Regions from separate parts of the Mus musculus genome. Here region 2 is linked to region 1. A link is a loop called in an ENCODE intact Hi-C map of the cell type or tissue named here. Cell type or tissue: left cerebral cortex. All regions are shown on one strand. Each heading gives the region's core, and the rest is flanking DNA. Links, peaks and the distances in the headings are about the cores only.

Region 1 (15,773 bases), core at 4,880-12,879:
TCCTGGAACTCACTCTGTAGACCAGGCTGACCTCAAACTCAGAAATCCACCTGCCTCTACCTCCCAAGTGCTGGGATTAAAGGCTTGCGCCACCACGCCCGGCGACAGAACACCTTTAATCCCAGCACTGGGGAGGCAGAGGCAGGTGGATCTCTGTGAGTTTGAAGTCAGCTTGGTCATCTACAGAGCAAGTTACAGGACAGCCATGGCTACACAGTAAAACCCGATCTTGGAAAATAAAAACAAAAAAGGAAAAGCAAGCAAGCAAGGAAGCAATCAAGAAAGCAGGCAAGCAGATGTTACCAGGCCACTCTAAAATCCCTCACTAAGGTATCGCCTCCCACTCCAGCACTGACGTAATTATTAGTTATGGTTTTCTCTTTGAAAATGTTATAGTTACTCCGATTTAGGAACCAGGGACAAGGGAAGAACGCCCTGTTCACTGCACACGCGCCAAGGCCCCATAAAAGCCGTCCCCTTTGTCCAGCCCTCTGCTGTCTCTCCTCCTGTTCAGAGGTGACAGCCACCTTGTGTCTCCCCAATGAATCTCTCCTGTGAGGTTTGTTGCATGGTGTGTCTTTGTGGCACTTCTTGGCTCCTGACTGCCGAGATAACCTTTGCCAAGAAAACCCTTACATCTGATCTTGGGCACCAAGAGACTTTTCAGAGGCACTAGTCTGGTCTTGGTCTAGCCATTAATAAAAGGACTCAGTAGCCAGGCGTGGTGGCGAGCACCTTTAATCCCAGCACTCAGGAGGCAGAGGCAGGCAGATTTCTAAATTCGAGGCCTGCCTGGTCTACAAACTGGTCTGAGTTCCAAGACAGCCATGGCTATACAGAGAAACCCTGTCTCAATAAATAAATAAATAAATAAATAAATAAATAAATAAATAAACCCAAAACAAAACAAAATAAAATAAAAGGACTCAGAACATTAACTGGCTTAACCAGCGCGGTTATCAATAAATCATTTCAGTATCCCATTTCTCCTTTTCAACAGAAGAGTGGCTTCCTAATCCTCCTGTAGCCTGTAGCCATAGGAACCCTTGTTTTCTTTTTCTTCCATAACTTCTTTCTTCTTTGTCATCTCAGAGAAGGGCAGGTCCTACACTGTGCCAAGAAGCTTAGGTATTGTGAAGCAATTTCCTCCAAAATAAAACCTTTTATCCTCAAGGAGAGCTAGTTAGCCACACTGGATGTTCTAAAGAGAGGTGAAACCTATCCTTTAACCTTCCATGCTGGAGGGGGGGCCTCTCAAAGACACAGGATGGGTTTTTTTGGTTTTTTGAGACAGGGTTTCTCTGTGTAGCCCTGGCTGTCCTGGAACTCACTCTGTAGACCAGGCTGTCCTCGAATTCAGAAATCTACCTGCCTCTGCCTCCCAAGTGCTGGGATTAAAGGTATGCGCCACCACAGCCCTGGACACAGGATGTTTCTAGGGGAGATGAAACATTCCTTCCTTTTTAAAAGGAAGGCCATAGACTCCTGAAGTAAACAGCTCAGGAAGGCTTCCAGAAGTTCCTGAAACAGATATACCAAGCTCCTCCCACCCCAAGCATACATAAGTGATAAGGACTCCTAAAAAGTACTCTCTCTGATTAGTTAAGCCACCTGGGAAAGACAGCCTGGCTGAGCGGCTAGAAGCAGCTCAGACCGAGTTGTGGAATAGAGACAATCTCCAATCTATCTGGCTGCCTGAAAGTTGTACAATATACTCTACATGTCTGTCTTTTAAGAGTTGTCATTCATTCTGTTCCTGTATGTAACTCCTCACCCACACTCCTGAAGTAAGGCCAATAAAATTCATTGGATCATTATATTATAATCTAAACAGACAAACAAACAAACAAAAATCCCTCACTGGTTCACAAAGTTGGACTCTGTACTTGGCTCTGTCACTGGTCCCCCATCTGAGATGAGTATTACGTTGGTTCACATCTCTCCAGAAAAAAAGGTCACACAAAACAGGCAACTGGATTAAACACTCTGGAGACTGAGGTCAGTCTGGGTAACAAAAGTAAGATTCTGTCTTTAAAAAAAAAAAAAAAAAAAGAATTGCCGGGCAGTGGTGGTGCATGCCTTTAACCCCAGCACTTGGGAGGCAGAGGCAGGCGGATTTCTGAGTTCGAGGCCAGCCTGGTGTACAAAGTAAAAGACCTTCCTGAAGAAGCTTGATGGCCTAAGTTTGACCTGAAGAACCCAGGAGGGCACTAAAGAACCACCTCCCAGGTCGTCACGTGACTTTCCCATGCACCTCCAGCTCCCCCACACATGAACATTTTGTTAAAAGAACCTTAAATTGGAACATAACTCATGGTTGAAGGTCTACGCAAAGCCCTAGCTAGATTTCATCTCTGGTACTGAGAACAAAAGCCTGACTGGTCTCCCAAGACCTGACCTTGCCTATCACCTTACCCCACCCCGTGTGTTTGTCTTCCTTCCTCTTAGTCTACAAACATGCAAGTCATCTATAAACAACTTCCTTTATACTCTCCTTTCAAACCTCAAACTTCCTATACTCGCCCGCACTCTCCCTGCCCCACTTACCCTTAAACACCTGACAGCCCAATTTCTACTTCCTGGCTTGCTATTCACGCCTCAGCCCCGAGCCCTCTAATATACCTCGGCTGTTCCCAGTTGCCTCACTCTTTTATCAAATACCTCCTGGCTTTCTTCTCATAGTTCATTTGCTTATTTGGTTGATCATCTATTTGGCTGATTAGCTATAGAGTATTTTTGTTTTTATATTTGTCAAGATGGGTCTCATGTAGCTGGATCTAAGCGAGGTAGCTCTCACATCTAAGATTAGCGCTTGGGAAACTGAGGCAACAGTATAGACTCTGGGCTAGGCTGGGCTATTAAGATGCTATCTCCAATAATAATAATAATAATAATAATAAATTAAAGAGCCGGGCGTGGTGGCGCACACCTTTAATCCCAGCACTTGGGAGGCAGAGGCAGGCGGATTTCTGAGTTCGAGGCCAGCCTGGTCTACAGAGTGAGTTCCAGGACAGCCAGGGCTACACAGAGAAACCCTGTCTCGAAAAAACCAAAAATAAATAAATAAATAAAAATTAATTAAAGAAAAAACAACCAAAAGCCACATTTGTTAAAGGATTAATCTCTATTGCAACATTTCCAAAAGGGGCTTTGGGTTTCATCAATAAGTCGATGTACAGATATGACTGAGAGGTGTCAGAGACTTGCAGAGATGTGGCCCAGTTGGAGGAAGTATCCTGCTTCATTTCCTCTGCCTGTTCCTGATACAAGGAGTGAAGCCTCCTCTAACACACACACACACGTCATGGATAACAGAACTATCTCCAGCTATTTCTGATAAGTGCTCAACTGAGAACACTCCCTCACTGTCCCGTGTCAGCTTACTCCGGCAATTCCATTTTCCTATCAGATCTTTCTGAACCTGACTCTAAAGCCCTAATATCTCTGGGGCAGCCAATGGATACACTTACTGACTTAGTGCCCAAAAAAATCCTGTGACTACCAACACCAACCTCGTCAACGTGCTTCTTACTCCGATTCTGATTCTCTTTCTCTTCTTCCGAACTTCAACTAGTTCACGGGTGTACTGAATGGGGCCTGGGCAGTGACATGACAAATTATCTATCTGCCCATCTGACCCACAGCCTTCTACTGCCCAAGTCCTGAGGGCATCAGGACCAACAGAACTCATCAGTATCATGCGTGTGGATCTCTTTTGACTTTAGTGAGAGATCATGAGTGGAGGTCCCATTCTGCCTCCTCAGTCTCCCACACACTGCCATACCTAAAGATGAAACCTGTCCCTGCTCCCCTGTGACTCCCAGAAAGAAAGGAATACCTTACCTCACAGTAAACAATGTCCGCTCCATAATCCAGGGCTAGGAGGCGCATTGGCAGAGTCCCCACCCGAACCATCGGGGCTAAGATGAGCTTATTGTGGTAGCACAGGGAGAGGCTGTTCACAATCATTCCTGCTCTGTGATGCCTGAAGAAAGCAAAAATATTGGTTAGAAATACAGTGGTGGGCAGGTGAGCTGCCTCAGTGGGGAAAAGCGCTTGCTGCATAAGCCTGACCATCTGGAGTTCGATCCCTGGAACCGGCAGTAGAAGGAGAGAACTGACTCCTGAACACTGTCCTCAGATCTCCATGCATACCATGCCCTACCATGCGCACAATTAAAAAATACTTTTAAATTTAAAAAAAAAAAAATGTAGAGGGCTGGCGAGATGGCTCAGCGGTTAAAAGCACTGACTGTTCTTCTGAAGGTCCTGAGTTCAAATTTCACAACCACATGGTAGCTCACCACCATCCATAATGAGATCTGACACCCTCTTCTGGTGTGTCTGAAGACAGCTACAGTGTATTTACATAAAATAAAAAAATACATCTTTGGGCTGGAGCAAGCAGAGGTCCTGAGTTCAATTCCCAGCAACCACATGAAGGCTCACAACCATCTGTACAGCTACAGTGTACTCATATACATAAAATAAGTGAATAAATCTTTTTAAAAAAATGTAGAGTTGGAGAGAAATCTCAGTGGTCAGGAGCACTTGCTGTTCTTGCAGAGAACCCAAGTTTGATTCCCAAGACCTCCATGGCAGCTTGCAACCTTCTGTAACTCCGGTTTCAGGGGTCCTGGTGCCCTCTTCTAGCCTTCACAGGCACCAGGCACACATGTGACACACGTGCAGGCAAAAATCCTTATATACATGAAAACAAGAAGAAAAAAAGAAACATACGTGGAAAAAAATCCCTTCTGTCATGCAGGGCAGGCTTTCTCCATCCTTTGAATACTGATCTCTGATTCATGTTCAGTCATAACAACTATTCATTAAGTGCCAGTCACTGTCACAGTCTCTTGGGAAGAAAGCTGTCATCATCTCAGAGAACAAAATGGACCAGCAAGACTATGTTTCCTGCCTCACAGTGTCCAGCCCAGTGGGGGGGTACAAGTATCAAACAGTAAGCATATAAATAAATAATCAATTATATAGTATGCAGGGAAATTAGTAGCACACAGGAATTTAAAAAAAAAAAAGTGCCGGGCGTAGTGGCACACGCCTTTAATCCCAGCACTCAGGAGGCAGAGGCAGGAGGATTTCTGAGTTTGAGGCCAGCCTGGTCTACAAAATGAGTTCCAGGACAGCTACGGCTATACAGAGAAACTCTGCCTAGAAAAAAAAAAAAAAAAAAAAAAGCAGATGAAACAAGACTGAAAGCATTAGGATTGGTTTTCTTTTTTCTTTTTCTTTTTTGTTTTTAAAGGATTTATTTACTTATTCTATGTAAGTACACTGTAGCTGTCTTCAGGCACCCCAGAAGAGGGTATCAGATCTCATTACGGATGGCTGTGAGCCACCACGTGGTTGCTGGGATTTGAACTCTTAACCACTGAGCCATCTCACCAGCCCCCAGGATCAGTTTTTAATAGAGAAGCTGAGGTATGCTTCAATTAAAAAGATACGACTTAAACAGAGATGTGAATTAACCAAGTAGGGATCTAGAAGAACGCTCAACAGAGGCGATAGCCAGGGAGAAAGACCCAAGGCAGAAGTTAATCTGGTATGTTGGAGGAGTCGTAAAGAGGATAATATAAACTACACAACAGGGAAAATTGTGGAAGACCAATGTTTTAGGAGCAGCAGTTAGATGATATGGGGCAGTACTCAGATCATGCAGGTCTTTGAGTCTTAAGACTCTGTTGGCTCTTCAAAAAGTGACCCTGTAAAGGGTTATAAGTGGGGAAGTAGCAGGAGCTCACTCATGTTGTCAGAGGATCACACTGACTACTGTATTAACAGCAAACAGGGGAAGGGGTCATGAGGGGACTTGCACCCAGACGGATGGAGGAACGGATGGACAGACAGCAGGGAGATCAACTCAAAGGCAACTCAGTAAATCAACTTGAGAGATGACAGCGATTCAACGAGGTTGGTAAGCAGTTCTAGAAATATTTCGAAGGGAGAGACTGTGGAAACAAAAAGAAAGTCAGGGGTTGGGCTGGTGAGATGACTCAGCAGGTAAGAGCACTGACTGCTCTTCCAAAGGTCATGGGTTCAAATCCCAGCAACCATATGGTGGCTCACAACCATCTGTAATGAGATCTGACGCCCTTTTCTGGAGTGTCTGAAGTCAGCTACAGTGTATTTACATATAAATAAATAAATAAATAAATAAATAAAAAGTCAGGGGTTGGGGCTGGGGCTGGGCCTGGGGCTGGGCATGGTGAGCTCTAAGCTAGCCAGGGGTCCATGAAGAAAGAAAGCACAGGGTCGGGGGCAACAATCAAGCATCAGGACTGTAGCTTACTAGTAAGGCACTTGACTATTACCAATGCACAGGCCCTGGCCTGCATCCTCACTACAATAAAGAAGAAAAATAAAATTAAATAACCTATGTCCTATGTTTGTTTTTTTTTTAAGGTGGGTCTTGCTATTACAGTACAGGTTGACTGGAACATGCTATACAGACCAGGCCGGCCTCCAACTCAGAGATCTACCTGCCTCTGACTTTTTTTTTTTTTTTTTGGAGGGGGGGGGCGGTTGAGACAGGGTTTCTCTGTGTAGCCCTGGCTGTCCTGGAGCTCACTTTGTAGACCAGGCTGGCCACAAACTCAGAAATCCACCTGCCTCTGCCTCCCAAGTGCTGGGATTAAAGGCGTGCGCCACCACGCCCGGCGCCTCTGAATTTTAAGTGCTGGAATTCACAGCATTTGCCACCACACTCAACTAAATTTTAATCTATGTAATGGTAAAGTCATCAATAGGTAGTTATTAGGAGTTCTAGGAACCTCAAAGATACCAAAATCTGAGGATACTCAAGCTCCTACATAAAATTCCTAGGTACTTTTGATTTTAGGGGGGAATTGAATTCAGGACTTCACAAACGCTAATAGGCAAGCACTTTATCACAAAGCTATGCCCCAACGCTCTCCCACATGATTTAAATCATCTGCAAACTGCTTATGACTAATGCAATATAAACATGATGTATATACTTGTTATACTGTATTGTTAGGGAGTAACATTAAAGAAAAATGTCTATACATATTTAGTACAGACACATTTTTTTTCATGAATATTCTCACTCTACAGTGGAAAATTCCACAGAGGTCCACCTATAAATATGGAGGGCCAGCTCTAATGAATGAAATTAAACTTTTTTTTTTTTTAGATTTATTTATTTATTATATGTAAGTACACTGTAGCTGTCTTCAGACACTCCAGAAGAGGGAGTCAGATCTTGTTACAGATGGTTGTGAGCCACCATGTGGTTGCTGGGATTTGAACTCCGGACCTTCGGAAGAGCGGTCGGGTGCTCTTACCCACTGAGCCAACTCACCAGCCCATGAATGAAATTAAAACACTTTCTCCAGACGTTAGGAACCTCCCAGGTAATCAATCCACAAACATTGACCTTATCTCCCACTCCAGACACTTGATGCCCATTTTTTCAGATATGTTCAAAAAGTATGAAGTAAAAAAAAAAAATTAAACGTTTAATAACCTGAACCACTAAATTCATGTCAAGTAGTCTGCTTGACCGGTGCTATGTGAGATAAGTTTCATCACTCCAGGAGGGTAACGGGACCCTTCTTTCTACTTCTAGTCAGGCAATTCGGAATCTGCCTGAGAAGCCAGTGGCTATGAGCAGACCGCTAGAGTGATGGGTCCAGGCTGAGATGCATGGGGGGGGGGGGGGGGCGACGACAAGGAAAGGAGGGTGAAACTTGCCTGGAGAGGTAGGGTCAAAGTGTAAAAAAAAAAAACCTGAGAAACTACACCTGAAAGAACGGAGACCATCTCTCTAACTTCAAAGACGAAATAAGCTGAAGGCCACCAGCATGCACTCTGGGTTCTAAACTAAAGAACTGGGTTGAGCTTAAACCCAGACTCCCAACTTCTGTCTCAGTCCCCTGGCCTACCATTCATTCAGTCTCAGCAAACTTGCATCACCCAGGCTTTGAGTGGATTGCATATCTACGAAAACATCGTCGAACTTTGTACCTTTGGAGTTCTATGGGATGACTGAGCGAGGCAATGAAGACCACAAGTTAAGACTATCAGAAATTAAGCACTCAAATGACAGAGGCCATCCTCACTCGATTCCTTGAGCCAGGGACCCATGGCCCCCTCCTACTGCGGACTCCCATTCCTGCCTCCACCGAGTACCCTTCCCCAAAGATGACTCCAATCTGGACATCGCCATGCCGGGTGGAAACCTACAGACCTCGCAGCCACTGAACTCTTAAGGATCCTCCTCCCTCCTTCCAGCCGGTGCTGCAGCGCCACACGCCACCCTGATCCGCGCCAGCCACCGTACTCCAGACTACGGTGGCGTGCTTGACGTCATTAGCGCGCGCCTCTTCTGCATCAAGGGAAATATGGCTTTAGCCGGGCCATCGCGGCTGCTGGCGTTAGCAGTACGGTTGCTTCTGGAGCCTCGACGGAACCTAGTGGTGCGCGGTTCCGACCAGTCCTTGCCAGTGGTGCGCGTTCCGCGGGCTCTGCAGCGACGGCAGGAACAGCGACAGAGCGGCCGTGGGAGTTTGCAGCGGCCAGTGCTAGTGCGCCCCGGTCCCCTGCTGGTCTCGGCGCGGCGGCCGGAGTTGAACCAGCCCGCACGCCTCACGCTGGGCCGTTGGGAGCGAGCGCCACTGGCTTCCCGTGGCTGGAAGCATCGGCGATCGCGGCAAGACCATTTCTCCATAGAGCGAGTGCAGCAAGAGGCGCCCGCCCTGAGGAACCTCTCGTCCCGGGGCAGCTTCGTGGACCTGGGTCTGGAACCCCGAGTGCTGCTGGCGCTTCAGGAGGCTGTCCCCGAAGTTGTGCAGCCAACCTCAGTGCAGTCGAAAACCATCCCCCCACTGCTTCGAGGCCGCCACCTCCTTTGCGCTGCGGAAACTGGCAGTGGCAAGACGCTTAGCTACCTACTGCCCCTATTTCAGCGGCTCCTGAGAGGGTCAGACCTGGACTCCCGCAGTTTCACGGCTCCTCGAGGCTTGGTTCTGGTACCTTCCCGAGAACTAGCCGAACAGGTGCAGGCAGTGGCCCAGTCACTGGGTGGGTACTTGGGCCTGCAGGTGATAGAACTTGGCGGAGGCCTCGGGATGAGTAGGCTCAAACTTCAGCTGTATAGACGACCGGCAGCCGATGTGTTAGTGGCTACTCCAGGGGCGCTGTGGAAGGCTCTGAAAAGTCAACTGATCAGCTTACAGCATCTTAACTTCATAGTGCTAGATGAAGTAGACACACTGCTAGATGAAAGCTTCCTGGAACTGGTGGACTACATCTTGGAAAAGAGCCCTATAGCAGAAAGTCCAGCCGAGTTAGAAGACCCCTTTAATCCCAAAGCCCAGTTAGTGCTGGTGGGAGCCACGTTTCCAGAAGGCCTAAACCAGTTACTGAGTAAAGTCACCAGTCCAGACAGTCTGACCACCATTACCAGCTCCAAGCTGCACTGTCTCATGCCTCATGTCAGACAGACATTTATGAGACTGAAGGGAGCAGACAAGGTGACAGAACTGGTTCAGATCCTCAAACAGCAGGACAAAGCAAGTAAGACGGAACCCTCGGGAACTGTCCTGGTATTCTGCAACAGCGCCAGCACCGTGAACTGGCTTGGGTACATTCTGGATGACCACAAGATTCAACATCTAAGGCTGCAAGGGCAAATGCCGGCCTCAATGAGGGCAGGTATCTTCCAGAGTTTCCAGAAGGGCTCCCAGAACATACTTGTCTGCACAGACATCGCCTCCCGAGGCCTAGACAGTGTCCACGTGGAAGTGGTTATCAATTACGATTTCCCCCCTACCCTGCAGGATTACATCCACAGAGCAGGAAGGGTGGGTCGTGTGGGCAGCGAAGTGCCAGGGTCCGTTATCAGTTTTGTGACCCACCCCTGGGATGTGAGCCTGGTTCAGAAAATTGAACTGGCAGCTCGCCGAAGGAGAAGCCTTCCAGGACTAGCATCTTCAGTGGGGGACCCTTTGCCTCAAAAGGCCTGATTTTTGGTTGGCTTGAATCTAGTGCTAGAGCAGGAAGTTGAACACTTGTCAGTGGGCGACATTGAGTCACGCCAGCCCTTGCCTCTCTGAAAGCATGATGAATTGTTTGGAGATTTGAAAAGTAAACTACTGGACAGGATTGGAAAGTAACGTTCAGAAAATAAAGTGGATTTTGACTTTACACTATGTCATGATTTCTTTTTCTTCTCATTGTATGTGTGTGTGGAGGTCAGAGGGCAGTTTTGTGTAGTCAGGATTCTCTTTCCACCTTTCTGTGTGTTCCAGGGATCTAACTTGAGATCATCCCACTTGCTTGACAAGTGCCTTTACCCACTGTGCTATCTCAGTGGACCTCTTAGGAGTTTTAAAAAGTGATTTATCTGTGTGTTTTGAAACAAGTTGGCACTGTATATCACATAATGGACTTGGTCTCTAGTAATCTTCCTTTCTTTTTTAAAGACAGGGTCCCTTTCCTGGTAGTGGTGTCACATGCCTTTAATCCAGTACTCAGGGGGTAGACACAGGTGGATCTCTGAGTTCACTTAGCTAATACTATTTTTTGGGGGGCACCTATAATAGTAACCACCATTTGAATAGAGTTCAGTAGATTTTTATGACTTACACTCTACCATATGTAGGATTTTGTTGGCTTGGGTTAAGTTGCTTTGATTTTTTTTTCTTTTAGATTGATTTTGAAGTTGTCTATGTGTGGTATGTACGTGTGCTTAAGTGCACATGAAACAGGCACTTTCAGAACTTAAGAGAGTGAGTGAGGTCCCTTGAAGCTGGAGTTACATGCAATTGTGACTGTCCCCAGGCAGGTGCTGGAAACCACACTCTGGTCCTCTGCAAGTATGCGCTCTTACCTTCTGGGCCATCAATCTAAGTCCTTGTTTGGTTTTTATTGTTGCTGCTGTTGCTTCTTTTTGTCATGGTTGTTTTACCATACTGGCAGTTTGACCCCATGACCTCAAGCTTGTTGGTCAAGTGTTCTACCGCTGCATCTCCAAGCCTGTGTGTTTTGAAAAGGAAAGGGAAAGGGTTGCCCATTGGTTTTATGTCTCTGTGCCAGGAGTGTGTTTTCTACAAAATACTATTTCTACAAAAATATCCTGCCAATCCCACTCTGTAATGTCACTAGCAAGACCTGTTTTCCCTTCCAACACTTTTAACATCCTCCTAACTTTAAATATAATCACCTACAACACTTGTAAATATGATGAGCTTATCGTCATGTTTCTGTCAGCTATAAATCTGAAATCCCATCATGAATAATACGAAGCTGTAGTGTTGCTGGGAAAACAAAAAACCAAAAAACACTGATTCAGGGTCCCATGAAGTGACTAAATGGATTATGGCACCTGGCATCAAGTCTGACAACCCAAGTTCCTTTCCCGAACCCACATGGGGGAAGGAGATAACTGACTACCTCAAGTTGTCCTCTGACCTCAACACCATCTTGTGCAGCATGGGCACACACAGAGGCACACAAACAAAAAGTAAATGTGAAAAAGAATTTTTCTAAAAGCAAATACATTATCTGTGTGACCTTGGATAAGTCCAGAGATTCCTTTTTTAAAAAAAAATATTTTATGTATATGAGTACACTGTAGCTGAACAGATGGTTGTGAGCCTTCATGTGGTTCACTCACTCCAGCCCAAAGATTTATTTATTACTATAAGTACACTGTTGCTGTCTTCAGACAGACCAGAAGAGGGCGTCAGATCTCATTAAAGGTGGTTGTGAGCCACCATGTGATTGTTGGAATTTGAACTCAGGACCTTCGGAAGAGCAGTCAGTGCTCTTACCCGCTGAGCCATCTCACCAGTTCCCAGAGATTTCATTGTTTAAATTTGGCAAGGGTAGAAGGAGCCTATTTTTGGGTTTTGTCTTTTCAGTTTTAAGTTGTTGGGGTTTTTTGTTTTTTTATTCTTTTGTTTTTGTTTTTTTGTTTTGTTTTGTTTTGTTTTTTTGAGACAGGTTCTCATTATGTACCCCTGCAGCCCTGCTGCAAGAAATTTGCTCTGTAGACCACACTGGACTCAAACTTAGCTCTTCCTACCTTTGCCTCACAAATGCTGGGATTAAAGCTGGGTGTGGTAGCATATGCCTCATATATGCCTCTCCTACGCCACCACACCCAGCTTCAGTTTTGGGACGGGTCTTACTCTGTAATCCAGGCTAACCTCTTACTCTTCCTGATCCTCCCACCTCAGCCTCTTATTATTACTCCTACATTTATTGGAGGGAGCCCATGAGTGCTTCGCCCTTTAAACATTGCATTTATTTGTTGATGGGAAAACACTCTGTTGAGGTCTGCTCCACCCTCCCCCCGCCCCCATCATAGCTGTAGCCATTTTGTTCCATGCCTGTCAGCTATTTCATACTGTTGCTGTAATATGCCTGCCAGTCATTGACACAGGAAAAAATGACTCAGAGTGGGGTCATGATGACCACATTCCCCGTTCTGTTCTGTATGTTCTGAGGTTTGTTAATCTTGAGAAATCCCACAAAGCTTTATGTAGGGCCCATCAGATTAAAGGTCAATATGAACTGTTATCTCTAAAAATGGCTTGAGTCAGAGCTGACCACTGGGCAGCACTTCCTGCACCTGCATATGAACTCATTGTGTGTTTTATAGGGGTTTCCCCCCTCCCGCCCTTTATAAACCTGCCTTGAGAAATGTTTGATGTCGTAGTTCAGATAACTCTGAGCTATGTCCCTGACCGGACCCTGATCAGTATTAGGGTGTTTGTTCAATAAGCCATCCCTGTCTAGCTGAGATCAATGTTTGTGTATTTTGTGGCGCTAATCTCAGGCTCTAATAACTTTTGATGAGCTTGAATTCATGATCTCCCTGTATCCACTCCCAAGTGCATGCAAGAGTGTCCATTCAGGGTTTTGTTTGTTTGTTTGTTTGTTTGTTTGTTTGTTTTTCGAGAAAGGGTTTCTTTATATAGCCCTGGCTGTCCTGGAACTCACTTTGTAGACCAGGCTGGCCTCGAACTCAGAAATCTGCCTGCCTCTGCCTCCTGAGTGCTGGGATTAAAGGTGTGCGCCTCCATGCCCGGCTTGGTTTTTAGATTTTTATTTTATGTTTATGGATGTTTTGCCTGCATATATGTTTGCGCACCCTAATCATGCAGTTCCCTCAAAAGTCAGAAGGTGGCCCTGGATCCTCTTGGAACTGGGGTTACAGGCTGTTGTTAGTCTTCATGTCAATGCTGGGAAATGAACCAAGGTCTTATAGACAAGCAGTCAGTGCTCTTGTCTGCTGAGCCATTTCTCCAGCCCCAGATTTTTATTTTTGCTAACTGGTATATCTTTTACACTTGTTCAGATTTGACTTTTTTTTTTCTCCTTTTGAGACAGAGTCTAATGTTGCCTTGGCTAGTCTCAAACTCAAGAGATGGGATCAAAGATACACACCACCATATCCACCCTCTCTGGCTCTCTAATCCAACCAAATGTCTGCCTTTCTATTATTTAGGGGCAAGGAAGTCAATTTTGCTATGTAAGGTTAAACTTCACTCTGACCAACATCAGAGTTTGTGTTTCTGTACCCTCCAGAGGCAGCTGGGGTCGTGCTCACCCAGCCGTGCTCAAGTAGGCTACTTAATAGGCTAGGTGGAAGAGCCCTGACAGGATTCCTTGCTGCCTCTGCCCTGCTCCCCTTAAAACATCAAGGCTTAGAAGTTTATCCCTCAAGTCACAGGTTCCATATGTGACCTCAGTAAGTAGTGATGACATCACACCCCTTAGTTTCCATGGTAATATAACTACAGCAACTTGGACTATTTAGGAAAGCATTCCTATTGTCTCTATACGGCAGACAAGTCTGCCTGTCTGAGAATGACTGATCGCATATTTTATATTAATTCTAACCTGTCCTCTGTCCCCTGTGAAGCCTGTTATTCAAGTAAGTCTATACCAGGCATCTATCTGCACAAGGAACTTTGAGGTACATGTAACTTCACTGGGGACTGTATATTCCTCTTAGGTTTGTCTGTAACCCCTCAGAATTTCTCTAGTCATGATTAGAAGAAATGGTATACCACTGACCCAGAGTCCAACTATTCATGCTCTGTATTGAGGACAAATAACATGCCATCTATTTTAAAAGCTCCTAATCTATCAACTTAGCTTTCCTTTTGGGCTATAAAATAATTCTACCCACCCTCCTTTTTGTCTCACTAGGTAGCTCTAGATATCCTGAAACTCACAACGTAGACCAGGCTGGCCTTGAACTCAGAAATCAGCCTACTTCTGCCTCCTGAGTGCTGAGATAAAAGGTGTGTACCACCATGCCTGGTACCTTCAAATCCTTTATTCTTTTTTGTTTTTCCTTGAGACAATTGCAGTATGTAGCTCACCTGGCCTACAACCCTTCAGGTAGATAAGTCATGGCCTCAACTTGTAGCAATCCTCCTACCTTCACCTTCTAGAGGCTTCAAGTAGAGGTGCTCACTAGAATTTTTGAAGATTTACTGTTTAGGAGCTGTCAATATTGTGGCTCAGAGGTTAAGAAGTGCAAGGACCACTCCCTTTCTAAATTTTACTTATTTATTTAAAAATATATATTTACTTTTTATTTTTTATTTTTGGTTTTTTGAGACAGGGTTTCTCTGTGTAGCCCTGGCTGTCCTGAAACTCACTCTGTAGACCAGGCTGGCCTCGAACTCAGAAATCTGCCTGCCTATGTCTCCCAAGTGCTGGGATTAAAGGCGTGTGCCACCACTGTCAAGGCTATTTATTCATTCTTATCTCATATATCCTGACCACAGTTTCCCCTTATTCATCTCCTCCCATCTCCTCACCCCACCCCCACCATCTCTCCTCTCCCACAGATTCACTACTCCTTTCCCTTCAGAAAAGAGCAGGCCTCCTAGGGATATCAACTAAACACGGCATAACAAGTTACAATAAGACTAGGCGCACACCCTCGTCTAGTAATCAAGGCTGGATGAGGCAACCCAGTAGGAGGGGAAAATTCCCAAAAGCAGGCACGAGAATAAAAGACAGCTCTTTCTTGCTCCCACTCTTAGGAGTTTCGCAAGAACAACCAAGCCACACAACCATAACATATATTCAGAGAACCTCCGTCAGACCCATGCAAACTTCCTGATTGTCACTTCAGTCTCCATGAGTCTCTATGAGCCCTGGTTAGTTAGTTCTGTGGGACATTTTCTTATGATGTCCTTGACCCCTCTGACTCTTACAATCCAGGACCCCTCTTCTGAACTCTGTCTAATGTTTGGCTGTGGGTCTCTGTATCTACTTATCTGCTGCTATTGGTTGCTACATGAAAGCCTCTGAGATGACAGTGTTGCTGGACTACTGTCTACAAGTGTAGCAGAATATTATTAGGAATCACTTAATTGATTTTTTTTTGGCCCCTTGTGTTTGGTTCTACCCTAGGTCTCTGGGCTATCCAGGCTTTTGAAGCCATGTCAAGCATGGGCTCTCTCTTGTGATGTGGGTCTCAAGTAGAATCAGTCATTGGTTGGCCACTCACTCATGTTCTGCCCCACCCTTAGCCCAGCACATCTTGCAGGCAGGATATATTGTAGGTTGAAGGTTTTGTGACTTGGGTGGCGCCCCAGTCCTTCCACTGGAGGCCTTGCCTGGTTACAGAAGATGGACAGTTCAGGTTCTGTATCTACTATTACTAGGAGTCTTCACCAGAGTTTCTATTGTACTAGGTTTCTACCTTGTCCCGTTATGCCCACCCTTAATTCCAGTTGACTCTCCCTATACTCTCTCCC
Region 2 (15,773 bases), core at 7,660-15,659, 110 kb after region 1:
TAGGAGATAGGAAGATGGCTCAGCAGTTTAAGAGCACTGGCTGCTCTTCCAGAGAACCCAAGACTGACTGCTAACTCACATATGGTGGCTAAAAACTGTCTGTAATTCCAGTTCCAAGGGATCTGATGCCCTCTTCTAGCCTCCCATGGCCCCAGGCACACATGGTGCACAGACATGCATATAGGCAACACAGCCACACACATAAAAATTTCAAGTAAAATAAAAATAAAAACAAAGTGAGTTTCAGGACAGCCAGGGCTATACAGAGAAACCCTGTCTCGAAAACCAAAACAAACAAACAAACAAACAAACAAACAAACAAACACAAAGCCGGGCAGTGGTGACACACGCCTTTAATCCCAGAACTCAGGAGGCAAAGGCAGTTGAGTTTGAGGGTGAGTTCCAGAACAGCCAGGGCTACACAGAGAAACCCTGTCCAGAAAAACAAACAAAAACTTAAAACAAATAGAAACAAAGATGTTCGAGTACAGGAGCCAGGCATGGTAATAACTCACACCTATGACTCAAATCTTAGGAGGTTGAGGCAGGAGGTCTATCATAAATTCAAGACCAGGCGAGGCTAGAGGGAGTTCCGAGATAGCTTAGGCTACAGAGACCCCGTCTCAAAACAAAATAAAAGCAACTTCAATCTCAAGGGAGGGTCTAGAAGAAAGCCCAGGTCTGATCTCATTGCATCAAGTGTCATGCTGTTTTCCTAGCCTAACAGGGATAAGAATGTTCACCACACACTGTTTATTTCCTCTCTAGTCTTCCTGGACCCTTCTCATATTTCCTAAATGCTAACATCACTCCTCATTATTCTGGGTCATCGTTTCTGATGCAGAGTATTAAAAACCTCTTCCGACATCGTCACCCATTAAGAACTCAGAAAGCTCCCACAGGATCTACTAAGCAGGGCTCATAGGGGCTCAAAGAGACTGAAGTGGCAGTCACGGAGCCCACATGGGTCTGTACTAGGCCTTCAGCATGTATGGTATAGTTGTTAGCTTTGTGTTTCTGTGAGGCTCCTAAGAGTGGGAGTGGAGTTGTCTCTGATCCTTTTGCCCGCTCTTGGGACATTTGTCCTCTGACCTGTTGCCTTGGCCAGCCCTGATATGAGGATTTGTGCTTGGTCTTATTGCATCCTGTTATGCTGTGCTTGGCTGATATCCCTAGGAGGCCTGCTCTATTCTGAAGGGAGAGAGGAGTGGAGCTAGTGACTAGGGAGGTCTCAGGTGTGGGCTGGAAGGAATTGAGGGAGGGGAAACCTGTCAGGATGTATTGTATGAGAGAATTAAAAAAAGAAAGTAAGGGCTGGTGAGATGGCTCAGGGGGTAAGAGCACCCGACTGCTCTTCCAAAGGTCCGAAGTTCAAATCCCAGCAACCACATGGTGGCTCACAACCACCTGTAACAGAGATCTGATGCCCTCTTCTGGTGCGTCTGAAGACAGCTACAGTGTACTTACATATAATAAATAAATAAATCTTTAAGAAAAATAAATAAATAAGAAAGAAAGTAAAAGTGCCTGCATGTATACACATGCGTGTGCATGCACACACATGGAGAGGTACAGAAAAGAAGGAAACACAAAACAAAGCAAATCCATCAGACATAAAGGAAGTCTTTGATGAGCACAGACTAAAGTTCAGATTTCACTTACTATGCCAATATGGTACTCTGCAGAATCAAGTTTACCTTTCCTTACATGAAAGGAAACAATTCATCTTCTGGGTTTGGTATTACCAAACTGGAAAGCTGGGTCCACATGGACTTACATGTATGTAGTCTTTTTTTTTTCTTAAAAATTTTTAAAAGATTTATTATACGTAAGTACACTGTACCTGTCTTCAGACACTCTGAAAGAGAGTGGTTTTGAGCCACCATGTGGTTGCTGGGATTTGAACTCAGCACCTTCAGAGGAGCAGTCAGTGCTCTTACCCACTGAGCCATCTTGGCAGCCCATATGTAGTCTTCAAATTTTTAAATTTGTATTACATTTATTTACTTATTTATCTATTTGTATATGGGGGTGATAGGTCAGAATAAGTTTACAGGAGTCAGGTAGGTATCTCCCGCCACACGTGGATCCCGTGAGTTGAACTCAGGTCACTGGACCAGTCCTCCTAATTCAGAGCATAGTATTTAAACAAAGACATTTAGAAAGTAGATTCCTTCTGATAAAGCCCAAAGATTAGAACTGTGAACCAAAAAATTCTGCAAATTCCTCTCTTCCTTCAGGAAAACCAATGAATTGAAACCCAGGAAGAAGACCATTCTTGGACCCACATTCCTGAGGCACAGAACAGGCTCTGGCCCCTGATCCTCAAGCAACATCTACCACTGATGAGAGAGTGAGAGGGCATACAAACTGCACGGATGATCTAGCATGAGCCACTCAGAAGTCACTTCTACCTAGTGAGAAAGAATAACTCTAGATTTACCAATAATTCACTTTATCTAGCCAAACACACTTGATGAGAAACACTAAAGTTTATAAAGAAAAAGCCCTGAATTTTCCCTTTAAATAAAGTTAGCAGTAAGGCACCATGTTTATTCCAATTAGAAAGCTGCTATCAATGTTCTAGCAACACAAATGCAGATTGAAACTGGAAGAGAAGAGGCACCAGCTCTGAAAGCTAGGGACACACGCAAGATCCAGATCAAGACTGCTCCACATTCCAACCACATCTGGTTTTTTGGTTTTTGGGGTTGTTTTGTTTTCGAGACAGGGTTTCTCTGTATAGCCCTGGCTGTCCTGGAGCTCACTCTATAGACCAGGCTGGCTTCAAACTCAGAAATCTGCCTGCCTCTGCCTCCCAAGTGCTGGGATTAAAGGTATGTGCCACCACTGCCCGGCTTCTGGCTTTGTTTTGTTTTGTTTGAGACAGGGTTTCACCATGTAGCCCTGACTAGCCTACAACTCACTATGTAGACAAGGATAGTTTCAAACACATAGAAATTCACTTGTCTCTGCCTTTCATATGCTCAGTTCCAATCATATCTGCTGTATTAGTTAGGGTTTTACTGCTGTGAACAGACACCATGACTAAGGCAACTCTTATAAAGGAAAACATTTAATTGGGGTTGGCTTGCAGGTTCAGAGGTTCAATCTATTAACATTAAAGTGAGAGCATGGCAGCATCCAGGCAGGCAAAGCATTAGGAGGAGCTGAGAGTTCTACACTTATTCTGAGTGCAAACAGAAGACTGGCTTCCAGGAAGCTAGGGTGAGGGTCTTAAAGCCTATACCCACAGTGACACACCTACTCTAACAAGGCCACACCTCTTAATAGTGCCACTCCCTGTGCCAAGCATATACAAAACATCATATCTGCTAACTTCTCTTCCCATGTCGATGAAGTGGAAATGAAGACATGGGGGAAAATGGTGGCTGATAAAAGCTTGGGAAGAAACTATTCCTCCAGCTTTCTTGTGTATGTGCCCAACTTAGTAGCCAGCATGGGTACTGGAGTAGATGGGATGAGTTGGAAGCCTCAGAAGACTCCCCTGAGGTCATGTTACACCATTTACATCCAAGTCACAAAACTAACAGAGATGATTTTTTCTCCAGGGTCTGCTCTATATCTTCAGATCCCAGGCTGCTACAAACCACTCCTTAGGGAAAGCCCCAGCATGCTGCACAGCGGCAGAGGGAGTGAGCACTTGGTAGCACTGTCCTCCCTGACACTCCAGACATGACCAGCCATGAGAGGTAGGGGGAAATTATCCAAAGCTACTCAAGTAGAGGTGGCTAATCATGGACTCCTGTCTCTTGGTTCTCCATGCAAGAATCTTTTCATTAGACAGTAAAGGTTTCAGAAGTATCTGGGCCTAGCAGAACTTGACCTCAAGAGGTCAAAGCCTGAACTGTTTCCTCACATCACTAAGGTGGTGAGTCAACACACATCTACTGAGCCCTTTTCTCAGGAGCCTATGTTCAGAAACTCAGATACCAACTATAATCTATCATGCAGCTCACAGCTTTATTTCATTTTTCTACAAGAGTCTTGCTATGTACGTATCCCTAATTGACCCTGAACTCCCTATGTAGCCAGGGCTGGCCTCTAATTTGCAGCAATCCTGCCTAAGCTCCTGAGTGCTAGGATTGCAGGTCTGAGCCCTGGGTCTGGCTACACAGCTTTGTTCTCCACTGCCTTTCATTACACCACTGTCAGCTCCTTGATGAAGGCCTGTTTCTCAGCTCTCCTGGCCTCCTTTGGAACCTGGTAAAGTGCAGAGCTCAGAAAGCATTCAGTCAGTCTGTCAACAATGAGAGAAATGTGGTAGATACTTGGTTTCCTATTTTCTGTGAGTCAACAATAAAAGGTTCTGAGGTACTTTCAAGACTTACAAAGAAGCCATCCTTGACAACAATGTTTTTAAAGGTTTTATTTGGGTTTTAAAGGTTACTTGAATCCGGAAGTAAGTCTGTCCACAAGCTTCCAGATCTAACTCTATTTATGGGGAAGGCCAGGAGAAAAGAGCTAGCAACAGAGGCCTGGTTTGTGAATCTCCCAGTGGTGGAAAACAAGCATTTGCCCTTCTCCAATCTTACTCACCAACAGTTTCCCCCACAGTAAAGCAAGATAACCTTTAAACCTCTAAAGATCCTGAACCAAGCTGGGCATAGTGGTACACGCCTTTAATCCCAGCACTGGGGAGGCAGAGGCAGACAGAGTTTGAAGACAGCTAGGGCTACACAGAGATATAAATAACCAGAGGATCCTGAGGCCGTGTTTTGGAAGGCAGTGATCTCAGGAGTAGGTGATTGCTAAACTGCACTTCTCATCATCACAAGACAAACATACACCAGACAGAAATTCTTGTCCTCTTAGATAAATCTCCTGAACAAGAGCAGCTGCAGACATGGGGAGAACTCTGTCCTCTACAACATGGAGACTGACCCAGCAATTCCATTTCTAGAAACAACACTGCAAAACCACATTTACGAGGGAACAGATACCCATGAGAGAAAACTCATGGCACCTTCATCAACACAATGAAAAATTAGGGTTTGGAAATACAACCTGTACCCAAGTTCAAACATAGCATGCGTGAAGCTCTGGGTTCAAACCCAGCACAACAAAAGTATATATTTTTTTAAGTTGGAAAATGAGAGCTTGGGGAATGGCTCAATCATAAGCGATCTGTCCTGTACACATGAGAGCCTGAGTGTGGGTCCCCAACAACCATGTGGAAAGCTGGCATTATGACACAGAAATGTAATGTCAGCACACTGAGGACAGGGGATGCCAGAGGGTTCCTGGAGCTCATGGCCTGTAATTCTTACCCACCTGGTTCAGGCTCAGTGAGATCCTGTATTAGTGAATAAGGCAGATACAGAATTAGGGCACTTGCTCTCACAGAGAACTTGCTCATTCCCAACACGCACATGGTGGCTTACAACCACCTCTAACTGGTTCCAGGAAATCTGATGCCCTCTTCTGACCTCCACAGACATATATGCAGGCAAATCATACACACAAAATAAAATGAATAAATCTAAAAATATTTCATCAGCAAGAGTGAGAGTGATAGAGAAGACATCTGGCATTTACGTTTGGCTTCCATATATACTTGTAGGTACACAATCTGTGTATGCACCCTCAAACATGTGCACACACATGCGCACACACAAACATGTACACAATATAAACACATATACACACAAAACAAATAATTTTAAAAACATAATTAGCTTTAACACTAGCACTCAAGAGGCAGAGGCAAGCAGATCTCTGTGAATTTGAGGCCAGCCTAGTCTACAGAGTTAGTTTCAGGACTGTCAAGGCTAAACAGAAAAACAAACAAACAAACAAACAAACAAACAAAACTGTAAATAAAGAATGTTCTAATCGGCTTGGACCAGCAGTCCAGGCCTGTAATCCCAACCCTTGAGAGACTGAGAAAGGAGTACTGCTGCAAACGTGAGATGCACCCAGAGACACACAGACTCTGCCTCACAGAGGAGAGGAAGAGGGCACCAGCGAGATGCCTCACCAGGTTAAGAGGACTTGCTGCCAAACATGCCATTCTGAGTTCACTCACCAGAACCCACATGGGATAAGGAACCAACACACTCCTACAAGTTGTCCCCTGACCTCCACCATGTGCACATGTGTGGCACATGCACACACACCCTGACACAAAGTAGCAAATATAAGAGAAAACTTAGAAACAACCCACATAGTCAGCAATGAGAATACTAATTCCAAACCAGCCCTAGCTACATGACACCCTACCTCAAAAAATGACACAAAATGAAAATAAAAGAGGGCATAAAAATTAATTAAAAGCCAGGTGTGGTGGTGCACGCCTTTAATCCCAGCACTTGGGAGGCAGAGGCAAGCGGATTTCTGAGTTTGAGGCCAGCCTGGTCTACAGAATGAGTCCAGGACAGCCAGGGCTACACAGAGAAACTCTGTCTCGAAAAAGAAAAAACAGCAACAAAAAAATTAATTAAAATAATTCATACAATGGAATTCTCTTCAATGACGCAATAGAAAGGTGCATTACAAGTACAGGTACAGCTCAGTGGAAGACAACTTGCCTAATCTGTGCCAGCCCTCAGTGCCACAGAAAGGAGAGCAAAACTATGTAAATCAACATTGATACTATATACCAGAATCGCTATCTGTGATATAGTGTAGAATACGCCTAAGTGTATGTATCTATTATGCATGAGAGATTTTATTCATTGATTCTTTTACTTACTGAGAGGGTCTCATACAGCCCGTGCTGACCTTGAACTTGCTATGTAGGTAAAGATGACTTTGAACTCCTGTTCCTCCAGCCTCTACTTCAAAGTTCCGAGATCACAGACCTGTATCTCTACGTTCAGTCCTTTGTGGTGCTAGGGACTGAACCCAGGGCTTCCTGAATGCCAGGCAAGCACTCCATCCACTGACTGAGCTTTATCTCCAGCTCTCCTTCTCTTTAGATATGATTTTTTTTCTTTTTCTTTTATTTATTATTTATTATATGTAAGTACACTGTAGCTGTCTTCAGACACTCCAGAAGAGGGAGTCAGATCTCGTTACAGATGGTTGTGAGCCACCATGTGGTTGCTGGGATTTGAACTCCGGACCTTCGGAAGAGCAGTCGGGTGCTCTTACCTGCTGAGCCATCTCACCAGCCCTTTTTTTCTTATTATTACAAGAGATTAGATCAAAAGGCTTCACATATTCAAGGCAGGTGCTCAACACTGAGTTATATCTCAGCACCATTTTGGCAATGGTGTTTTAAAATTTCTTAGCCAGGTGGTAGTGGTGCACGCCTGTAATCCCAGGACTAGGGAGGTAGAGGTGGTAGATCTCTGACTTCGAGGCCAGCATGGTTCAGGCTCTGTAGTTCAGGACAGCCAGGACTACACAGAGAAACAAAACCTATCATTCATATATAAATATAAATATATGTGACACATATGGTGGCACAGACCTCTATTCCCAGTACTTTGAAGGCAGAAGAAGCAGGTAATGTAGCAAGTTCTAAGCCAGCCAGGACTATTATCTCAAAAACATCATCATCATTATTTGTGTATGTGTATGATGTGTGTTTTGTGTATATCATGCATATAGAGGTCAGAAAACAACCTTTTGTTTTTGAGGCAGGGTTTCTCTATATAGCCTTGGCTGTCCTGGAATTCACTCTGTAGACCAGGCTGGCCTCAGTTGAACTCAGAGATTTGCCTGCCTCTGCCTCCCAAGTACTGGGATTAAAGGTGTGTGCATTCAACCTCTGCCTGGCAATTGTTACATTTTTATTAACCCCACCCTCAGAAATACTGATCTAGTAATTTTCCCTGAGTTCTCCTTTCCTAGCCCACAAATGTTTACTGATTTCCTGCCTTGGAAAAACTCTATTAGGACAGTGATAAAAAGAAGACAGTCTTTGCTCTCAAGGGATTTACAGTCTGGACAGTCCTCATAAAATCCTTTGACCCATTAATTTTTTTTTCAAGACAGATTTTTTTACTAGACAGTGGCTGTGGCTGTCTTGGAACTCACTACGTAGACAAGACTGGCATTGAACTCACAGAGATCCCCTGCCTCTGCCTCCCAAGTACAGGGATTAAAGAAGTGGGTCACCAATCCCAGCTGACCCATCACTCTTATGACGCCCAGAAAGGCCACTTCAAATCTGCAGCCTGAAAAAGTCCCTCAGCTAATTTTCTTACAGCAAAGGAAAACATCACACATATTTCTACCTTAACATCGACTATGCTGACAATGAAAGACTGTGTCAAGAATAGGTCAGTGATGACCTAGCCAAAAGGTGTTTGGAAAAGCCTCTTTCCAGTTCTCAGAATTCCTTACCTCTTTCTAGGGCGTTACTTCTCAAATTCTCTCCATATGTCAAGATACACACAGAGAATAACACTACTGTCTAGTGCTCTAGGTCAATGAAGACAGCTCCTCTGAGCTGTCCTGAAGTTTAAGGGTCAATAGTGTCAACGGCTTACAGCACAGTAACATCACCACACGGCTGGTTAAGCACTGAGGAAGGTCAGAGTAGCTCATAGACCATCCTCATACTAACAAAGCCAAATGAAAGGCCAAACCAAATTTTCACTCATCCAACTATGACCTTGTGACTGACTTCAGCATCTGTTTCAGATCCCACAAGCATTTGGATTCTCAAGGACATTCTGTTCCAAGTGACAAGGAAATCTACAATGTGAAACTATACCTCAAAGTCAGAGGCAACTTTCCTGTAGGCTGCACTTTCTCTGGCTCATTTATTCATCTTAAGCACAGGATTACAATTAGACTTAGAAAACTTGCCTATTCAGCAAACTCACCCTCTAGTAAATTAGAACCCTAAATCCCTTTAGAGGAGTGATCAACTGTATCTATCTGATGAGAAATGATGTTATCAGAGCTCTCAGATACCTACAAATGACCTTGAAGAAAACACAAGACACAGGGCATCATCCCACACACAGACAATATGAAGAACAATTTTAGAAGACGTTTTTGCCAGGCAGTAGTGGTGTGTGCCTTTGATCCCAGCACCCAAGAGACAGAGACAGGAACTCTTTGTGAGTTCAAGGCCAGCCTGGTCTACAGAATGAGTTCTAGGACAGCCAGAACTACACAAAGAACCCTGGGGTGGGGTGGGAAATGATGACATTATCTAGCTGGGGCTTGTGGGAAAGGCCCATAATCCAAGCTACTCAGGAAGCTGAGGCAGGAAAATCCCAAGACCTGTCTCAGAGTGAGTTGAAGTCCAGCTTGGATAACGTAGTAAAACCCCATCTCAAAATCAAAAGTGGGGCTGGCAAGATGGCTCAGTGGTTAAGAGTGCCCACTGCTCTTCTGAAGGTCCTGAGTTCAAATCCCAGCAACCACATGGTGGCTCACAACCATCCGTAATAAAATCTGATGCCCTCTTCTGGAGTGTCTGAAGACAGCTACAATGTACTTACATATAATAAATAAATAAATATTGTTTAAAAAAAAGAATGTTTTTAAAAAAAAATCAAAAGTGAAAAAGATGGCCAGGGTTCTACCTCAGTGGTATTAGTCTTGATTAGATCCAAACCAAAAACATCAACCATGATGTGGCTGGCAAGAGAGCTCAGTGGCAAAAGCACCTGCTGTCAAGACTGACCCCCGATTCTATCTAGAACCAACAGGAGAACCAACTCTCACAAACTGTCTCCAACCTACCTACCTACTCACCGACACGAGTGAGCACACACATACACACAGGGAGATAGACAGATGGACAGGGAAGTTTTCTGGGGCTAGGGGTGTACCTCAATAGAACATTATTGGCATATATTTAGATCTTTCAAAGTCTTTCCAAGGTATGGGCAACGATCCATAACAGGAGTCTACAAGGCCAGTAGCTTCCAGGGGCAATAGCACAAATCTTCATCCAAGAAGTACAGTAATATCATTAGCTTTGCTTTCTTAATTTCAAGACAGGGTCTCACTCTGTAGCCCAGGCTACACTGACTGATGAACTCACTATAGAAGCAGGACTGACCTCAAACTTAGAGCAATCCTCCTGCCTCAGTCTCTTAAATGCTGGAATTACAGGTGTGCACAACTATGCCCTGACTGCATCATTTTCACAATTTTCTGAAAAGGGGACACAGCTCAGTTGTTAGAATGCAAAATGCCCAGGATCAATCACTGTACAGGGGGAGGAAGGAGACTTAAAAAAAACTTTAAAAGCACAGATTTCTACCTCATATCTTGTTTCTTTCTTATTTTTTGTTTTGCTTCATGAGACAGGGTCTCACTCTGTAGTCCTGGCTGACTTGGTACTCGATATGCAGTCTGGGATCATCTCAAGTACCATGGTAATCCTGCTCCTTCTGCTTCGCAAATGCTGGGGTTACAGCATTTAAGCTACCATACATTGTAAGCTGACCATGTAGCTAAGTGAAAAGGGTTCAGGCCCTGAGTTCAATTTCCATCAACGAAATCAGCAGAAAAATAAAGTGAAGACTCCCCCCACCCCACCCCCAAGACAGCCTCACTATATCAGACTGTCCTTTAACTTTTGGGCATCCTCCTGCTTCTCTCTCAGGAGTGCGGTGATCACAGGCATGCACCACCAAACCAGGGCTTTGGAGTATTTTGTTTTTGAGACGGGGTCTCATATAGCCCAGGTTCGTCCTAAATGTACTATGTAGCCTAAACTAGCCCTTATTGATCGGAAGTGTAGTCTACCACATCTAGAGAAGAGTAAAACTCTTGAATTTGTATCTTGAAAAAAAATACTTCAAGATGTCACTGTTTGCTGTGACTATCTCAAAATGCTGGCCATGACAGATGTTCCCCCAAGGCTTAATCTGTATCTATTCAAGTCAGTGTCCCGATAGCTTTAACTAAACACTACTACTGTGTGAACGCAGGAGACAGTTTTCCAAGGAAAAGACATTGGTGATAGATTCAAAAAGACACAGGTTAATTTCCTCTACTGGTGAGTGAGGGTGGAAATGAACGGAAGTTTCACAAACCGAGAAAGCAGCTATCTGAACCTCGAGGGTATGAAACCACAGAGTTAATAGGAGGCTCACATGCCTCAACAAAACACTACATAATCGCAGTACAGACGTGCCCAGGCGTTCTCTGCAGGGCTAGGTAGGCCACATCCGATTATGATAAGCTTTGAATGCTGCAGGCTACAAGGTTTAGTTTTTCCCTACAGTGACTAAGGAGGCAATTTTAACGAGTGATTTTTCTGGTGCGAATTATACACGCAGCAGCTTCAGAGGACTGAGCGGGGCTCTCCTTATAAGTATGACAGGTTTGCCTTGCAAGCGACCCAGCTGGACTCTGGCCCTTTTTCCAGCCAGTACATGGAAGCGATCGATGGCCCCCGCAGGACCCTGGCGTTCAGTCGCAAGGGAAGGGTGTGGAGTAGGCGCCGCACACAACAAGGTTAGATCAACCTGACCCGCGCTGGACGCGGGACGGCTGGGCCACAGACAGGCAGATGACCAAGTCCATCGGGCCTAACGCGGCAGGAGGTTTCGAGGCCATGCCTGGGGACCGCGGGTAGCCACAGCCCGGCCTGCTCCCCAGCCCACAGGCCCCAGTGCACGGGGACCGAGGGCTCGGAGTCGCGCCAGGCCCTGGCTGCGCCCGCGGCTGAACTCGCAGGCCCCTCACGCCGGTCAGGCCGAAGCCCCGAGCCGGAAGGCCTCACCTCGCGCGGGCGGCGGGCTCTCCGGAGTCTCGGCGGCTCAGCCCACCGTCTCCCAGCCCAGGCCACGGGCGCCGCCGCCATCCTCCCGCGTCAGCGTGGTGGCGTCATTACTGCGCGCGCCTGACGCCAAAACAAACTTGGGCGGCCAAGGGACGGAAGGGAGGCGGAGCCTCCAGACGCGAACGCAAGTGTGTGTAGGGGGGGGGGGGGGTTCGGAGTGCCTGCCAATCAACGTCTTCGGGGCGGAGCAGAGCTCTTTTCCAGGGGTGGGTCTGTTTGCCGCTAGACACCGCTGGGGAGCCATTTGTGGAGGGAAAAGTTCTGGGAAAGGTAATGACCGAGAGAAATGGAAAAAAAATGGCAAGATTCTTCTATAGATGAAGGAGTTCTTGAAGGGCAAGGGAGTGTGTCATCACGCCAGGGCTAATTTTTTTTAATGTATTGATGCAAAAACAAATGAATCACGAGATTTATAACATAAAATAAAAAGTAAAAAAGATTGTTAATGTATTGATGCAAACACAAATGAATCACGAGATTTATAAAATAAAATAACGAATAAAAAAGATTGTTACCAAGCTTGACATGGTGGGCACATTCCTTTAATCTCAGCACTCAGGCAGGAGGATCTCTGAGTTCCAAGCCAGTGTGGTCTACAAAGCTAGTTCCAGGACAGTCAGGGCTATTACAGAGAAACCTGTCTCAAAAATAAACAAAGAAGCTGGACGTGGGGGCACACGTCTTTAATCCTAGCACTCGGGAGGCAGAGGCAGGCAGATTTCTGAGTTCGAGGCCAGCCTGATCTACAAAGTGACTTCCAGGACAGCCAAGGCTATACAGAGAAACCCTGTCTTGAAAAAAAAACAAAAAATTAATTAATTAAAAAAATAAAGATTTTTTTTTTTGTACTAACACACTAGGTTTTGAAACAACTTTTACTTTTTTAAAAAAGACAAAACATCGTTAGCCTGTAATCCTAGTACTTTGGAAGCAGCAACAAGAAAGACTTTAGTTTGAGGCTAGCCTGGTGTATTTATTAAGGTCCTATCTCAATAAAAAAATTCATCAGTGTGTTCCCACATGCCTATAATCCTGGCACTCAGGAATTTAAGGGGATATTGCAGTGAGAGGTTTAAAAAAAAAAAAAGGCCAGGTTATAGAAGTTATAAGTTTTCTTGGGATACAGATTAAGACCATCTTTCAAAATGGCAGCAATGAAATTTGTTTCTCAAAGGGTTATGGGATTACTAAAAACATGAACTTTAACCCAGCCTGGTGTGATTTGGGAAGCAGAGGGGGGACCTCTGAGTTCAAGGCCTGCATGGTCTGTCTATAGCAACAGGATACCCAGGGCTGCTGCACAGGGAGACCTTGCCTAAAAAAAACAGCATGAGGAGGGGTGATACCCAGAGTAGGGCTTCCCCTTCTCAAAAGAGACAGGGAAAGTGGATGGGGGAAGGACCTGTGTGACTGATTACTGAGAGGAAAGGAAGGGGTGATAAAGTGAATAAATAAATAATTTTTAAAGGTTTATTTTTTTTATGTAAGTACACTGTAGCTGTCTTCAGACACACCAGGAGGAGGCGTCAGATGTCATTACGGATGGTTGTGAGCCACCATGTGGTTGTTGGGATTTGAACTCATGAACTCTGGAAGAGCAGTCAATGCTCTTAACTGCTGTGCCATCTCACCAGCCCAATAAATAATTTTAATAACAACAAAAAAGGAGCATTGATTTTGGGGCCAAATCTGGGATCAAATCCAGCTCTGACATTTCCACAGTTATATGAATTCTCGGGGAAGATGTCACCCTCAAGCCTTTCCATACGAATTTCCTATCCTTATATTTACTATGAACATATTGTAATCATGATTTTAGTCTCACAATAAAAAAATAATATAGAAGTCCAGAGTTGATAACACTCAGAAATCTATAGTCTTTTATTTGTCAAGGTATTTGGCAAATAAAGGAACGAGTATTTACTCGTATACGCTGTATATTCAGGTATTGGTTTGGGATCTAGGGAAAAACACAGGCTTAGCAGGAACGTGTTCTGGTGTGATGGCAACTGGTCCCAGGACATCTATCTGAATGGTCAACTCCACCTTGTCTATATAGATCTACAGCTGTAGAACACTGTGACCGTGCTTAGACCTAGGTAGCTATGCCTAGGCACCGGCATCTTGGCTATCATCCCAACCGTCTGCGCTAGCTCTGAGATAAAACCCATAAAGCCTTTAAGCCCCTGGCCACAGAGCAAAGTCTTCCCCCACTCAACCTCCGATCCCAGCCCATGGCAGAGTAGGGACTTAGGGAGCAAACATCAGGGTAAATGTAGGTCACTGTAGGAGGGTTGTAATCCCCACCCCACCAATGGCTGGCCAGAGCAGCCATCCCTGCTTACAGAAGCAGGCTATTCCTGGCCATTTACTAGGTCTAGAAAACTATCAGGATCCGAAGCTCCAGCACACCACTCCCAACTATACGCCCATGCTGAGGGAGGTGTCCCAGGATGACATGCCCTGGAGTCATTTTTAGTACAAGCTCATGTTGACTATAAAAATGCCCATGTTGGAGTTAAGAGATTCTTTCATTCCTTATTCTCCACGCTGTACTCTTTATTTTTAGATTGGGTGCTAGAGACACAAAAAGCACCCTTTACCTTTGAGGAGTCCACATCTGTGAATTTTCACTGGGATGTAGGTAGTCACAATCCAGTGTTATGCGGAGACAGGGAAAAGCCCCAGCTCTGTGTATATCTTGAGATACTTTCCATTCAGCTTATATTCAATTACAGAGTACTTTCTAGAAGAGGTGAGGACAATCAAGAAATAGCTGTTTCTTGACCAAGAAGAACGATGAAAGAATATTCTAACAACAACAACAACAACAACAACAACAACAACAAAATAGACGTGAGCTGTCCATGCCTTTAATCCTAGCACTCAGGAGGCAAAAGTAGGCAAATCTCTGTGAGTCTGAGGCCAGCCTAGTCTACAGATAGTTTCAGGACAGCTAGGGCTACACACACACACACACACACACACACACACACACACACACACATTGAAAAAATATATATATAGCCAGCAAGATGGTGACCTGAGTTAAATCCCTGAGATCTGTGTAGTGGAAGGAGAGAGTCGATTCCTGTTAAGTTTTTTTCTCCTGACTTCCACACGTGTACTGTGTCACATCTGCCAGCACCCTCTCTCATACCTACACACAATAGATGTATTTTATAAAACAGATAGACAGGCTTAGCAAGGTGATACACAACTTTAGGTCCAGTATTCAGGAGGTAGAAGTGGGAAGATCTTTATGTATTTGAGGCCAGCTTGGTCTATGTAGTGTTTTCCAGGACAGCCAGGACGACATAGTGAGATATAAAAGTCTAGGTCAATGAGGGGCTTGGGGCTGGGGCTGGCTCAGAAGAGCATTGACTGCTCTTCCAGAGGTCCTGAGTTCAATTCCCAGCAACCACATGGTGGCTCACAACCATCTGTAAAGGGATCCAATGCCCTCTTCTGGTGTGCTTGAAGAGAGCAACAGCGTGCTCACATACATTAAATAAATAAATACTTTATTTTATTTTATTTTATTTTTTGGTTTTTTGAGACAGGGTTTCTCTGTATAGCCCTGACTGACCTGGAAGTCACTTTGTAGACCAGGCTGGCCTCCAACTCAGAAATCTGCCTGCCTCTGCCTCCTGAGTGCTGGGATTAAAGGCGTGAGTCACCACCACCCGGCTTTGGTGCCACTTTTTTAATGATGAATTTTAATGTTTATTATTTATGTATGTATGAGTACATGTGCACACATATAACAATTCCTATGTGGAGGTCGGAGGATAACTTGTGGGAGTCAGATGACTATAAGACTTGCAGGCAAGTACCTTTACTGAGTGCTAGGTCATCTCATTGGCCTGTTCGTTCTCTCTCTCTCTGTCTCTCTCTCTCTCCCTCCCTCTGTGTGTGTGTGTGTGTGTGTGTGTGTGTGTGCGTGTGTGTGTATGTGTGTATGTATGTATGAAGTGGGAGTGTGCATACCAAGGTCAACCTGTGCATCATTCCTCAGGTGCTATCTACCTTGTTTTTTGAGAGA

What was found. Peaks named below come from ENCODE experiments on the same cell type or tissue, not always from the same donor. Only the 100,000 strongest peaks of a DNase experiment are listed, where the experiment ranks them.
Region 2: a loop joins it to region 1, with 5 times the contacts of the local background. A loop is called at or near these places in 11 of 42 quality-filtered maps.

The regions. Positions count from the first base shown.
Region 1 is chr8:106,004,036-106,019,808 of GRCm38, reverse strand. It overlaps Ddx28 (DEAD box helicase 28), which reads left to right and starts at 8,323. Exons shown (of 1, transcript NM_028038.3): 1 at 8,323-10,193. The coding sequence starts at 8,385. The coding sequence ends at 10,007. Dus2 (dihydrouridine synthase 2) reads right to left here and starts at 8,331. Exons shown (of 16, transcript NM_025518.4): 1 at 8,231-8,331; 2 at 3,844-3,985. The coding sequence starts at 3,969. It also overlaps a transcript of Dpep2 not described here. In left cerebral cortex, for the core only: a CTCF peak has its summit at 11,723 (motif pointing right); a DNase peak (open chromatin) is centred at 8,340; H3K4me3 peaks cover 1,666 bases; H3K27ac peaks cover 812 bases.
Region 2 is chr8:105,896,436-105,912,208 of GRCm38, reverse strand. Pskh1 (protein serine kinase H1) reads right to left here and starts at 11,735. Exons shown (of 3, transcript NM_173432.2): 1 at 11,669-11,735. In left cerebral cortex, for the core only: no CTCF peak of the experiment used is centred there; DNase peaks (open chromatin) are centred at 11,804 and 14,228; H3K4me3 peaks cover 1,725 bases; H3K27ac peaks cover 1,492 bases.